2 separate regions of the Homo sapiens genome follow, and region 2 is linked to region 1. The links are chromatin contacts, found by Hi-C or POLR2A ChIA-PET in ENCODE. All regions are on one chromosome and are shown on one strand. Each heading gives the region's core, a stretch centred on a gene start or an enhancer-like site at or near the end of the contact. The rest is flanking DNA. Distances are from core to core; before and after follow the strand shown. Region 1 holds the start of ADPRS (ADP-ribosylserine hydrolase). Region 2 overlaps AGO3 (argonaute RISC catalytic component 3).

Evidence for each region. A loop is a pair of places that touch in the nucleus more often than their neighbours do. ChIA-PET counts read pairs that join two places held with the same protein, here RNA polymerase II (POLR2A). Pooled maps may share reads with other maps.
Region 2: a pooled map shows a loop between it and region 1 (5-fold over the local background). The contact joins the enhancer-like site here to the promoter of ADPRS in region 1. A Hi-C loop is called at or near these places in 1 of 168 maps with a recorded cell type or tissue (CD4-positive, alpha-beta T cell), 9 of 37 single-sample maps with no recorded cell type and 4 of 50 pooled maps. POLR2A ChIA-PET finds 5 or more read pairs at or near these places in 5 of 52 experiments (A673, BJ, K562 and 2 more).

What each region holds. Positions count from the first base shown.
Region 1 is chr1:36,087,335-36,093,163 of GRCh38, reverse strand. It overlaps ADPRS (ADP-ribosylserine hydrolase), which reads right to left and starts at 4,272. Exons shown (of 6, transcript NM_017825.3): 1 at 4,049-4,272; 2 at 1,824-1,920; 3 at 1,339-1,546; 4 at 1,070-1,254; 5 at 642-742; 6 at 1-67. The coding sequence starts at 4,259. TEKT2 (tektin 2) reads right to left here. Exons shown (of 10, transcript NM_014466.3): 8 at 5,582-5,725; 9 at 5,357-5,436; 10 at 4,889-5,191. The coding sequence ends at 4,978. RefSeq lists enhancers at 3,599-4,183, 4,184-4,769 and silencers at 3,825-4,254, 4,365-4,454.
Region 2 is chr1:36,032,369-36,038,197 of GRCh38, reverse strand. It overlaps AGO3 (argonaute RISC catalytic component 3), which reads right to left. Exons shown (of 19, transcript NM_024852.4): 13 at 3,865-4,024; 14 at 1,931-2,021. Among named protein-coding and RNA genes, the nearest start is that of TEKT2, 49 kb to the left of the region's middle. RefSeq lists an enhancer at 2,706-3,905. Within about 2 kb of position 3,422, at least 4 of the 41 ENCODE cell types and tissues checked have a DNase peak (open chromatin) inside an H3K27ac peak, as active enhancers do.

The DNA.
Region 1 (5,829 bases), core at 3,023-5,522:
GGCTCCATGCAGCGTAGGAAGCAGTAGATGGCGGTGGGTACCGACTCAAAGGCAGCAATGCCATTCCCTGTGGGGAAGCCAGGTTAGAGGGGCTGCATGCTTCCCCAGGCCTCCTACCATTTGACACAAGTCAGCACTCTCGGCTTCAAGCAGGCTGTGACTAAGATCTCAGGCTCTACAGTTAGACCACCTGGGCTCAAATCCTGGCTCCACCACACACTGGCTGCGTGACTGGGAGAGTTACCTAGGGGACCGCTAAGCTTCCTGCTCCCAGATTCAACTCCTTAAGCAGACAGGGAGTAACGTTAGCAACTCTCTGACAGGGCTGTTGTGAGGATGAAGCGAGATCGTGTCTGTGAAGCATTCTGCACAACGCCCAGTATAGATGCTAGACAAATAAAATCCATTATCAACATTTTTACGACTAGTGGCCAGCTGCCATTTCTGGGGACACTGGTCCACAAGGCTGAGGGTGCTGTAGCTTCAGAGCAAGAAGCGCTGAGCTCAACCCTGCCATTGACTCCGTGTCACAGCAGCCCAGGGTACAATGCGACGGCAGGCATGACTCCATGCTCCCCTGAGCCCAAGACCGACCCTGAAGGACGACAGAGGGAGAGACAATCCCAGGCAGACCCACTCACCTAGCTCAGACACCACTTCCTCCCTGGTCACCGATGCCTGGTCTAGAAGCTCTCCAATCTTCTTCAGGCGGCTGGAGTATGGACGCTCCTCCATGCCCAACCTGTGGTTTAGGGGAGATTTCAGGGAGGTCAGAGCTAGCAGGGTGGTGGCGCGGGCAGGGGAGAGGGCTGCATGTGAGAACGAGCAGGGATGTGGTCAGGCTGGCAGCCAGGCACAGGTGCCGACAAGAGGTGGGAGAGGGCTGGGGTGAGCAGGTCGTTTCGTTCTCTGGGACCCTGAGAGCCTTGAAACATAGACAAGATAAAGGGGCTTCTGCCCATGCCTCCCTAGGGTCTGCAATTGAGGAAGGTTTACAGTTTGCGGCAATGCCAGAGGCCCCCTGGATCACCCACATACCCACACCACACACCTCCAGCCCCATACTCACTCCCTGGCATCCAAGACGGACTGGGCATCACCCTCCAGATCCTCCATGTGGCCCAGGAGTTGCTTGAGAAAGTGCTCGCTGGAAGACTCGCCCTGCAAGGCCAGGTGCACAGCCAGGGCCTGCAGGATGGCGCCATTGTAACCCAGGGAGGAGGCGTGTGTCAGCTGGGCCGAGAGCCGGGCAAACTAGGGAGGAGGAGACCTGCTGTCACAGAAGCCCTGCTGCAGAAGAGGAAGGGGACAGCCCAGAAGCCAGCCCGCCCTGAATACCTTCTGCACATCCTGGACACTGCTATAGGCCAGGGAGATGCCAGCCACCCGCATGGCACCTCCATTGCCATAGGAGCCTTTCCCGTTAAACTGGGCCCGGGCAGGCTCAAAGACATCGCGACATTTGGGGTTCAGGAGCTTCTTGAAGACAGTGACTACTCCAGCACCATAGCCCCTGTCAGGGTCTTTCTTGTACTCCTGAGCAAATCTAGGGAACAGAAGGGGAGACAGAATTCAGATTTACAAGATGCCTCTAAGGGTTGGGAGAGAAGAAATCGAGGCTAGTTTGGAAAAAGAGAAAGCCTCGGGGGCCTAAGGAGCCTGCACCAGCAGTGCTGCTGTTTTAGCTTGGGAAGCTGTGCCAGCCTGACACAGGCTTCTGTGGAGGGTTGGGGGCGTGGACATGCACAAATGTCATTCCTCTGGTCAAGGGGTGCAATAACTTTCCCACCTGGTTTGCCTCAGCCCAGGACCATCCCCCTCACCTGTGAGCCATGTCCACCTCGTCAAAGGCCTCCTTGGCTAGCAGGGACTGCACCAGGGCCCTGGCCATGGCTGTGTCATCTGTGTAGTACAAGGCTTCTGTGGGGAGAGGAGGGAGGATGAGAGCCTCCTGCTCACCTTTGTTTTTTTTGTTGTTGTTTTTTGCTTTTTTTGGAGACAGAGTCTCGCTCTGTTGCCCAGACTGGAGTGCACTGGTGCAATCATGGCTCACTGCAGTCTTGAACTCCTGGGCTCAAGCTATCCTTCTGCCTCAGCCTCTCAAGTAGCTGGGACTATAGGCATGCATCATCACACCCAGCTACTTTTATTTTTTTGTAGAGACAGGGTCTCACTCTGTTGTCCAGACTGGTCTTGAATTCCTGGGCTCAAGCAATCCTCCTGCCTTGGCCTCCCAAAGAGCTGGGATTATAGGCCTGAGCCACTGTGCCTGGCCCTGCTCACCTTTTATTTTAGTTTATATTATTATTTTTTTGGTACAGGGTCTCACTCTGTTGCCTAAGCTGCAGTGCAGTGGTACGACCATGGCTCACTCCATCTCGACCTCCCAGGCTCAAGGAGCCTCTTGCCCCAGCCTCCCGAGTAGCTGGGACTACAGGTGCACACCACTGCGCCTGGCTTTTTTTTTTTTTTTTTTTTTTTTTTGTAGAGATGGAGTTTCATCCTGTTGCCAGGCTGGTCTCAAACTCTTGGGCTCAAGTGGACTCTCCCAAAGCGCTGGGATTACAGTTGTGGCTACGGCACCCAGCCTCTACTCATGTTTCAGAGTTACCACATCTAAAATGACCTCAAATCAGTTTCTCACTCCCATTCACTTTCGTGGGCCTGGGAAGCCTTAGGATCTCAGCAATGGGATTTTCAGCAATTCTTTATTCCAAGTCAGTCCTGCTGCTTTCTATTTTATGTATTTATTTATTATGAGCCTACATCATGGTTTGATCTTCTGATTTCTGAAAGAAAACTTCCATCCCCTTGTGGCTGCCATCCTTGCAGCTCCAGTCTTTTTGTTTTTGTTTTGTTTTTCTTTTTTATAGACAGGATCTTGCCATGTTGCCCAGGCTAGTCTCGAACTCCTGGACTTAAGCGATGATCCTTCCACCTCAGTCTCTGGAGTAGCTGGGATTATAGGTGTGCGCCACCATACCCAGATTGAAAATGATAGTTTCTGGATCCAGATCTCCTCCTACTTCACTTCTCTGGAGCACACCACCAGTGATCAGTGTCTTCATTTTGAAATTCTTTTCCTAGGTTTCGTTGATAGCCACTCCTGCTTCTCCTCCTATCAAACTGTTTCCTTCCCTAATCCCCTTCCCTCCCTCCCTCCCTCTTAATTACCGGTGTTCTCCAGGGTTCTGACCATGGCCCTTTCTTCTTACTATGCTACCTGCTCTCCAAGAAGATTCACCTCCTCTGCTTGACCTCACACCTGCTACCTGAGCCGGGATCTGAGCCCACAAGGGAAGGGAAGTTAGTTTTACAGGCGAGACAGCGCATGCAAACGCCTGGCCTAGAGGAATCATGGTGTGAGGAACCGAAGAGCAGAAAGCAAGGCCAAGGCTGGCGGAAAACGAAACTGCAGACGTGTGGGAGGGCCGGACCACGTCGGACACGTTAAGGAATGTGGCTCTGTACTAAGGGTAATGGGAAATCACAGCAGGGTTTTAGGCAGGGGAGGACGCGATTAGAGTCAGGCTTCCAAAGCACGCCTTGCGGGGTGGAGAACGGGCTGGTGGTATACTGACTCTAGAGAACCGGGAAAAAGAGGTCAAGTCGGCAAGGGTGGACAGACAGTCCCCGACTTAGGATGGTTCAACTTAAGTTTTTTTCGGCTTTCTGATAACGCTGATACGCATTCATAGGCTCCTCGACGTCCGATGGGGCTGCGTCCAGATAAAACGGTCGTCTAAGCTGAAAGCGCACTTTCCACTTCAGGTATTTTCAACTTACGATGGGTTTATCCACACCCTGCACGGTTGAGGCCCCGGTGCTGCCACGCCCCGAGCACGGGATGTTCGGGGCGAGACGTCTATAAGGCCGGAGATCGCACTGGCACTCGCTGAGCTCAAGCTGTCTGCGGGTCATCCGGCTCTGGCCCCGGTGCCCTCGGCAGCCTCATCCCCGCGCACCCCCGACCCGTCGCCCCCGGAGGCTCCGCGCCCCTTCGGCCTCCCTCCCGCACGGCCTCTGACTTGCGCCCGGCCCCGCCCACCTGTCCGCTCACTCCCGGGCGTGCCGGGGTCCGGCTCCAGACTCTGGACATGACGCAGGACTGACGTCAGGTCGACGGTGTCGTGGGCCTCGTAGAAGGAGCCCACGCAGTCCCCGAGCAGCGCGCCAGCCAGGCAGCCTCGGAAGCGCGAGAGGGAGCGGGCCGCGCCAGCCCCTCCACCTGCCGCTGCCGCCATCGCCGCTGCGGCCATCCGCGCGCAGACTGCTCGCCACTTCCGGTGCCGCCCTCACAGTTTCCCTACTTCCGTCCGCAGCGCTCCCTGGGGCCTAGAGTTTCCACTCCGCCGCCAGGCCCACAGCGCCGCCCAGCGGCCCGGAGTCGCGGCGCCGCGCACTTCCCGCCAGCCTGTGCTTTGAGTCTCGGTTTTCCGCTCCTCACCACTGGGCTAACTGGGTGGGAAGGCCACTATGGGGTCTCCGGGGGATGGGCACTGAGCCAGACCATTGGATCACTGCAGCCCACACTGCCTTCCGCAGGCGAGCAACCCTAACTCCGCACCCCCAGCCGGCCCTCCCCACCGAGGCCGGGACCACCCCCAAGCCCTCCCACCGGGCCCTTGCCCCCTGTGGGCCTCCCTTAAGCATCAGGAGGGCGGACCAGGGGCCAACTGGGACACAGCCAGGTAGAGGCCGCGCTGCTGCAGCCCAGGAGTGCTGACCCAGCCCAGAGAGGGGTGCCCTGAGGGGAGGGAAAGAACTGGATTTGGTACATGGAGTTCGGAGGAATAGTGTTCCCCATCTTTGCTCCTCCATAGACAGGAGGGTGTTCAAGAACCCTCTCCCTGCTGGCTACATACAGTGGGGCAGAGAACAGCCGGCCTGAGATCCTCTGCATTTATTCCATTCATTTCTCTCCTCCCTCCTTCCATTGCCCACCCAACCCTGCCCTCCTCCTGCAGTCCTCCAAGGCTAGGCCAGCTCCAGCTGGCAGCTTTTGAGTGGACTCAGGGTGCTATTTGTGGTACGTGTGAAGGTGTCCACCTCAGGCACGAACCTCTCAGCAGGCACGGTCAGCTTGCGCCGTGTGTCCATGCACTTGGTGTCCAGCAGCATGGAGTTGGCCTTGCAGGCAATGTCAGCCTGCAGCCGGGCCAGGTGCTTGCACAGGGCGTCCAGTGCGTCCCTAGGGAAGGACATTGACAACCCCCCAGCCCCCATGAGGCTGGGAGGCCTGGGCTGCGTGCATAGCCTTCAGTCAGGAAGACAGCCCCAGGGAGCCAGCAGCCAGCAAGAGGCCCCATTTGTGGGCAGCGTCTCACTGCTCCTTCCGCCCACTCCCGAGACCTACTGTGCTTGCGCCAGCTTCTGCTTCAGGGCAGCGATGGTTGCCTCTAGCTGGTGAACCTCGTCGGTGAGGCCGTACTGTGCCTGGAGGCAGAGGGGTTGGGAGTTCCAAGTCAGCCACACTGTCCTTTACCTGAGTGCTGCCCCTTGACAGCAGTGCCCTTGCTCCATCAGGAATATGAGAAAACCTTGGCTAGGGGGCCCGTGCGCCACTGGGACACCCTCTCACCTGGTCCCGGCAGAGTTCCACGTTGGGCCGGTAGGTTCTGGCCTCTAGCCGGGTATGGGACAGCTTCAGGCTCAGGAGCTTTGTGCGCAGATCCTCCTCCAGGTGCCGGATGTCCTCCTGCAGCTCAGCGATCTCCTCCAAGGTCTGCAGGGGACAGAGTGACTGGTTTCCACCTGCTGGACTCACGTGCATGCCTGGTCCAGTGCCTCCTGGCGGGGGCATGCGGCTTCTCATCCCACAGCAGGAAG
Region 2 (5,829 bases), core at 2,173-4,672, 54 kb after region 1:
CATAGCCTGCAGTATACTATGTTCCAATTCCTTGTATTTCTCAACATTCCCAAAACACACCAGGTTCTTGCAACTTAAATGTTGTTACTTCGTTATCATGATAACACCTATTATACTATGTGGCACTCATTACTTACTTAGTTTCTCACACTACTCTCTAAGTTCTTGGAGATAGAAGCCATATAGTGAAAAAGAATCAACCAATAAATTCTATTTACAAGACTTCTGAGAACCACAAAAGAAAGTGGGTATTTGGTAGAAACGGATTTAGTAGAAAAAGACAATGACTACCAGAAGTCCAAAGGAATTAAAATATGCTTAAACCTTTGTGGAAAATGACCCAAAGTAGCAAATCCAAGGAAGTCTTTTGAGTTCCTTTCTTTATCATTTTATCATCTATAAGAACACTTTAATGAATGTTAGAGATGACTCAATACAACCACTGAACATTTAAAGAAAATAATTCATGTATAACATTAAAAATACAAAAGCAAGAGAATTAATAGATAAAAATTAATTTCCTTTACTAATGAAAATAGTTTTGAAATCATGAAGTGGAAATTTAAATATTACTATCATTTTCAGGGATGAATTAGATTTATCAGATTCATAAAACAAGATTTATGTGAAGATTATAATGTATCATAGAAAAAATATTAAATCTTTTTTTTTGTTTTGAGATGGGGTCTCCCTCTGTCACCCAGGCTGGAGTGCAGTGGCATGATTTCAGCTCACTGCAACCTCCGCCTCCCGAGTTCAAGTGATTCTCTTGCCTCAGCCTCCCGAATAGCTGGAATTAAAGGCACCCACCACCACGACAGGCTAATTTCGTATTTTTTATACAGATGGGGTTTCACCATGTTGGTCAGGCTGGTCTTGAACTCCTGACGTCAAGCGATCCACCCCCGCCTCAGCCTCCCAAAGTGCTGGGATTCTAGGCGTGAGCCACCGCGCCTGGCCAATTAAATCTTACAGTTTAATTTCTGAAGTTTATTAAATATGCCTAAAAGATGTTCATATTTTCGAAATGTTGGCTATTTGTTAAAATCAAGTGATTTTCAAAATAGGTAAAATATTATCAAGCTTTCTCAAGTTTATAAGAAATACACTTAAACTGAGACAAAAAGGTTACAAACACAGAGAGCAAAGAAATAACAGGCAGATGTTAAAAACAGGAGTGGCAGTAGTAAAATAAAGAATTTGGCTGGGCACGGTAGCTCACACCTGTAATCTCAGCACTCTGGGAGGCCGAAGCAGGTGGACTGACCGAGATCAGGAGTTCAAGACCAGCCTGGCCAACATGGTGAAGCCCCGTCTCTACTAAAAGTACAAAAAATTAGCCGGGCATGGTGGCAGGTGCCTGTAATCCCAGCTACTCGGGAGGCTGAGGCAGGATAATCGCTTGAACCTGGGAGATGAAGGTTGCAGTGAGCCGAGATTGTGTCATTGCACTCTAGCCTGGGCAACAAGATAACTTTGTCTGAAAAAAATAAATAAAATAAAATAAAATAAAAGAATTCAGGTGCAAAGTATTGACCTGGATGAAGGTGGGAGACATTTTATATATAAAAAATGTAATCCACCAAGCTTATATGTAGTGTATCTTTCTATGACAAAGACATTACTGAAATATACAAACAAACTATTCAAAACAACAAAAAGTAACTAAAAATGCATAATCATGGAGAGGTCAAGTAGACAAATTAAAGTATAATACAGAAGATTTGAATAATATAACTAGCAAACTTGATTTAATAGATACATATGGAACTTCCAAACTCCAAACCAGAGAATAATCATTCTTTTCAAAAACCCAAAGAACATTTATGAAAGTTGGCTACAAAGAAAATATTAAAATTCAAAAAGTTGAAACTGCAAAATTGATACTGGTCTGTCAACCTTAGGTAAGATAAACCTGGCTAACACTCACAGCAGCAATAGAAGGCTTCTTTCCATCACCAGCAGGTGGATGAGTGACATCGGCTCCCAAAAAGATCACTGGTTGCTGGAACACAGAAGGTCTTAAACACATTTTGAAAAAGGGTTAGATATTTCATTTTTTCAGTATCCATTTATCTGTTTCACACAATTGCAACGTAACTTCAAGTTATTGACAGCACAGAGGAAGTCCTATGTAATCCAAATTTTTTTTTTTTTTTTTTTTTGAGACGGAGTCTCGCTCTGTCACCCAGGCTGGAGTGCAGTGGCACGATCTCGGCTCACTGCAAGCTCCACCTCCCAAGTTCATGCCATTCTCCTGCCTTAGCCTCCCAAGTAGCTGGGACTACAGGCGCCCGCCACCACACCCGGCTAATTTTTTGTATTTTTTAGTAGAGATGGGGTTTCACCATGTTAGCCAGGATGGTCTCGATCTCCTGACCCTGTGATCCACCTGCCTTGGCCTCCCAAAGTGCTGGGATTACAGGCGTGAGCCACCGCACCCGGCCAATCCAAAGTTTTATTCACAGCAGAATTTTATCTAAAATAGTGGTGCTGGTGGTTGAAAAGGGCTGTATTAATATTAACAGATGCTAGTATTCTCCAACATGGGCACAAAATTATAAACTTCCTTATGATCCACAAATTTTTATCACTCTTTAAAAAAAGACTTATATTTTAAACCTATGTAATCTCTCAAGGGAAAAAGGAATCATTACACTTCAGACTGGAAGGGATTTTGGGAATCCACTACTCCCACTCCCTGGCCAAAAGTATAAATTTGAGTAACATATATTCAATGGTCATAAAGGAAGCTAGGACTTCCTTTTATTTTACTTTATGTTATTATTGTTTTTTTGAGACAGGGTCTCACTGTGTTGCCCAGGCTGGAGTGCAGTGGCGTAATCACAGTTCACTGCAGCCTTGACTTCCCTGGGCTCAGGTAATCCTCCCACCTCAGCCTCTGGAGTAGCTGGAACGACAGGCACATGCCACCACACATGGCTAATCTTTCTATTTTTTTGTAGAGATAAAGTTTCACCATGTTGGGCTTGTTGATAAAATTCTTTATTTATCTCATTTACGGATCTCATCTCATATTTAACAGGGGTAGAAAGTAGAGATGGCATGGAAAAACAGGAAAAAAAGGACTTTTGTGTCAAACAAACATGGGCCAATTCTTATTCTAATGTTTATTTGTGGTGTACAGTTAACTTTTTTGAGGCCTAATTGCTTCAACTATTAAAAGGGAACTTGTTCAATTCTCTGAAAAATGACCTCTTCCTCAGTGACTTGCACAATAAGCTACCTCCTGTTTCTAGGTCATGTTGTCTCTTACTTCCTAAGAGCTCCAGCTCTAAGAAGGGTGATCTAACAGTAATGTGTTTTCTCACTGACTATAGCAGGAAGGCTGATATGGCTTACTTAATTGACTAATCTGGGCTCCCAGTTCCTTCTCTCCTTCACATTCCAGGTAGGTGAGTAGTCTCATGAAACCAGGTTGAAGATGATTACCAAATAAAGTGAAAATTCTTCAAGCTGGGCTCTCCAGTGAGAAATAAAGCACTGGATACTTTCTGGCTAGGTAAGAGGTACTTTGCATACTAAATGAAAATTTTTGGGGCTTGAGCCTGCTCCCACCCTCTGGAGTGTACTTTCATTTTCAGTAAATCTCTGCTTTTGTTGCTTTGCTTCATTCTTTCCTTAAAAAATAAGATAAAATAAAATTGTGGGGGGCATTTTCACAAGAGAATCTCTGAACCTTGCCAATCCAAATTATTTTTTTACCAAAATGTCTACGAATCTCCCATAGTAGGAATTATTAAGGGGGTCTCTTACACAGCCCTTATAGTAGTTAGATATGGTCATATATAGACAAATGAAGATATAAAAATAATATTTTCATAAGCGATTAGCATATCTTACCTTTGATGAGGTACAAGAATATTATTGATCCCTCCGAGTTTAACATTTATCTTTAGGCACAAGTTTGACAGAGTTTGAGGAGATGTTTTTATTACATTCTTGACTTGAACACATTGTGTAGCCATACCCAAAAGTGTGTCTCCTACACGTTTCACTTCCGCTATGGAATAGATGCAAAACCTCTAGTCAGAAAAAAAGACCTGAAAATAATTTTACATACTGAAAATAAAGCTACTATGTTTCCCCCTTAAAATCCATCATTGTATTACAGGATACCAAAAATTATGCCAATACAGTACTAAGGCGATGCTGTTAAAATTGAAAGTATACTGCTTTGAAGACTAGCTTAAGTATTTAGTGACAATTTTTCTAGTTGTTTTCTTCTTTGTATAAAAAGGTATATTTTTGCCATAGCATAACTGCAATAACTGAAAAGCATAAAGTGAAACATGCACATAATCCCTTGTTATCGTTTTATAGTACTCTCTTCCAATAATTTTCTCATTTATATTATTTTAATGTACTTGTAATCACAGTACACTTACAGCTTTCAATCCTATTCTCTTATCTTTAATTTAAAAATTCAGAGGTATTATAGCGCAAAGAACAAAAGTCCCCTGTTCCTTTCCTCTCCTCTGCCATTATAACCATCATAAATATTTCGGTGTATATAACTTTTTTTTTTTTTTTTGAGAGGATCTCACTCTGTCACCCAGGCTGGAGTGCAGTGGCATGATCATGCATCACTGTAGTCTCGACCTCCTGAGCTAAAGCGATCCTCTTGCCTCAGCCTCCCAAGTGGCTGGAACTACAGGCATGCACCACCACACCAAGCCTTTTTTTTTTTATTTAAGTAGAGATGAGGGAGGTCTCACCATGGTGCCCAGCCTGGTCTCAAACTCCTAAGCTCAAGTGATCCTCCTGCTCCAGCCTCCCAAAGTGTTGGGATTACAGGCAAGAGCCACTGCACCCAGCCATAACTTCTTTTTTTTTTTTTGAGATGGAGTCACATTCTGTCACCCAGGGTAGAGTGCAGTGGCGCGATCTCAGCTCACTGCAACCTCTGCCTCCTGGGTTCAAGCAGTTCTCCTACCTCAGCCTCCCGAGTAGCTGGGATTACAGGTGTGCACCACCTCACCTAGCTAATTTCTGTATTTTTATTTACTTTTTATTTTTTTTGTTTTTATTTTTTATTTTTGAGATAAGAGTTTCGCTCTTGTTGCCCAGGGCTGGAGTGCAACGGCGCAATCTCGGTTCACTGCAACCTCTGCCTTCTGGGTTCAAGTGATTCTCCTGCCTCAGCCTCTTGAAGTAGCTGGGATTACAGGCACCTGCCACCATGCCCTGATAATTTTTTTTTTTTGTATTTTTAGTAGAGATGGAGTTTCACCACATTGGCCAGGCTGGTCTTGAACTCCTGACCTCAGGTGATCCACCCGCCTTGGCCTCCCAAAGTGCTGGGATTACAGGCATGAGCCACTACGCCCAGCCAATTTCTGTATTTTTAGTAGAGATGGGGTCTTGCCATGTTGGCCACGCTGGTTTTGAACGCCTGACCTCAAGTGATCCACCCGTCTTGGCCTCCCAAAGTGCTGGGATTACAGGTGTGAGCCACTGCACCCAGCATAACTTCTTATATATAAAAAACATAGAAAAATGGGTGCAATGTCTCACACCTGTAATCCCAGCACTTTGGTAGGCTGAGGCGGATTGCTTGAGCCCAGGAGTTAGAGACCAGCTTAGGCAACAAATCAAGACCCCATCCCTGCCAAATTTTTTTTTTAATTAGCCAGGCATGATGGTATGTGCTTTTAGTTCTAGCTACTCAGGAGGCTGAGGCAAGAGGATTGCATGGGCCTAGGAGATGGAGGCTGCAGTGAACTATGATCGTGTCATTGCACTCCAGTCTGGGTGACAGAGTGAGACCTTGCCTTAAAAAAAAGGACAAATGACAATACACATTTC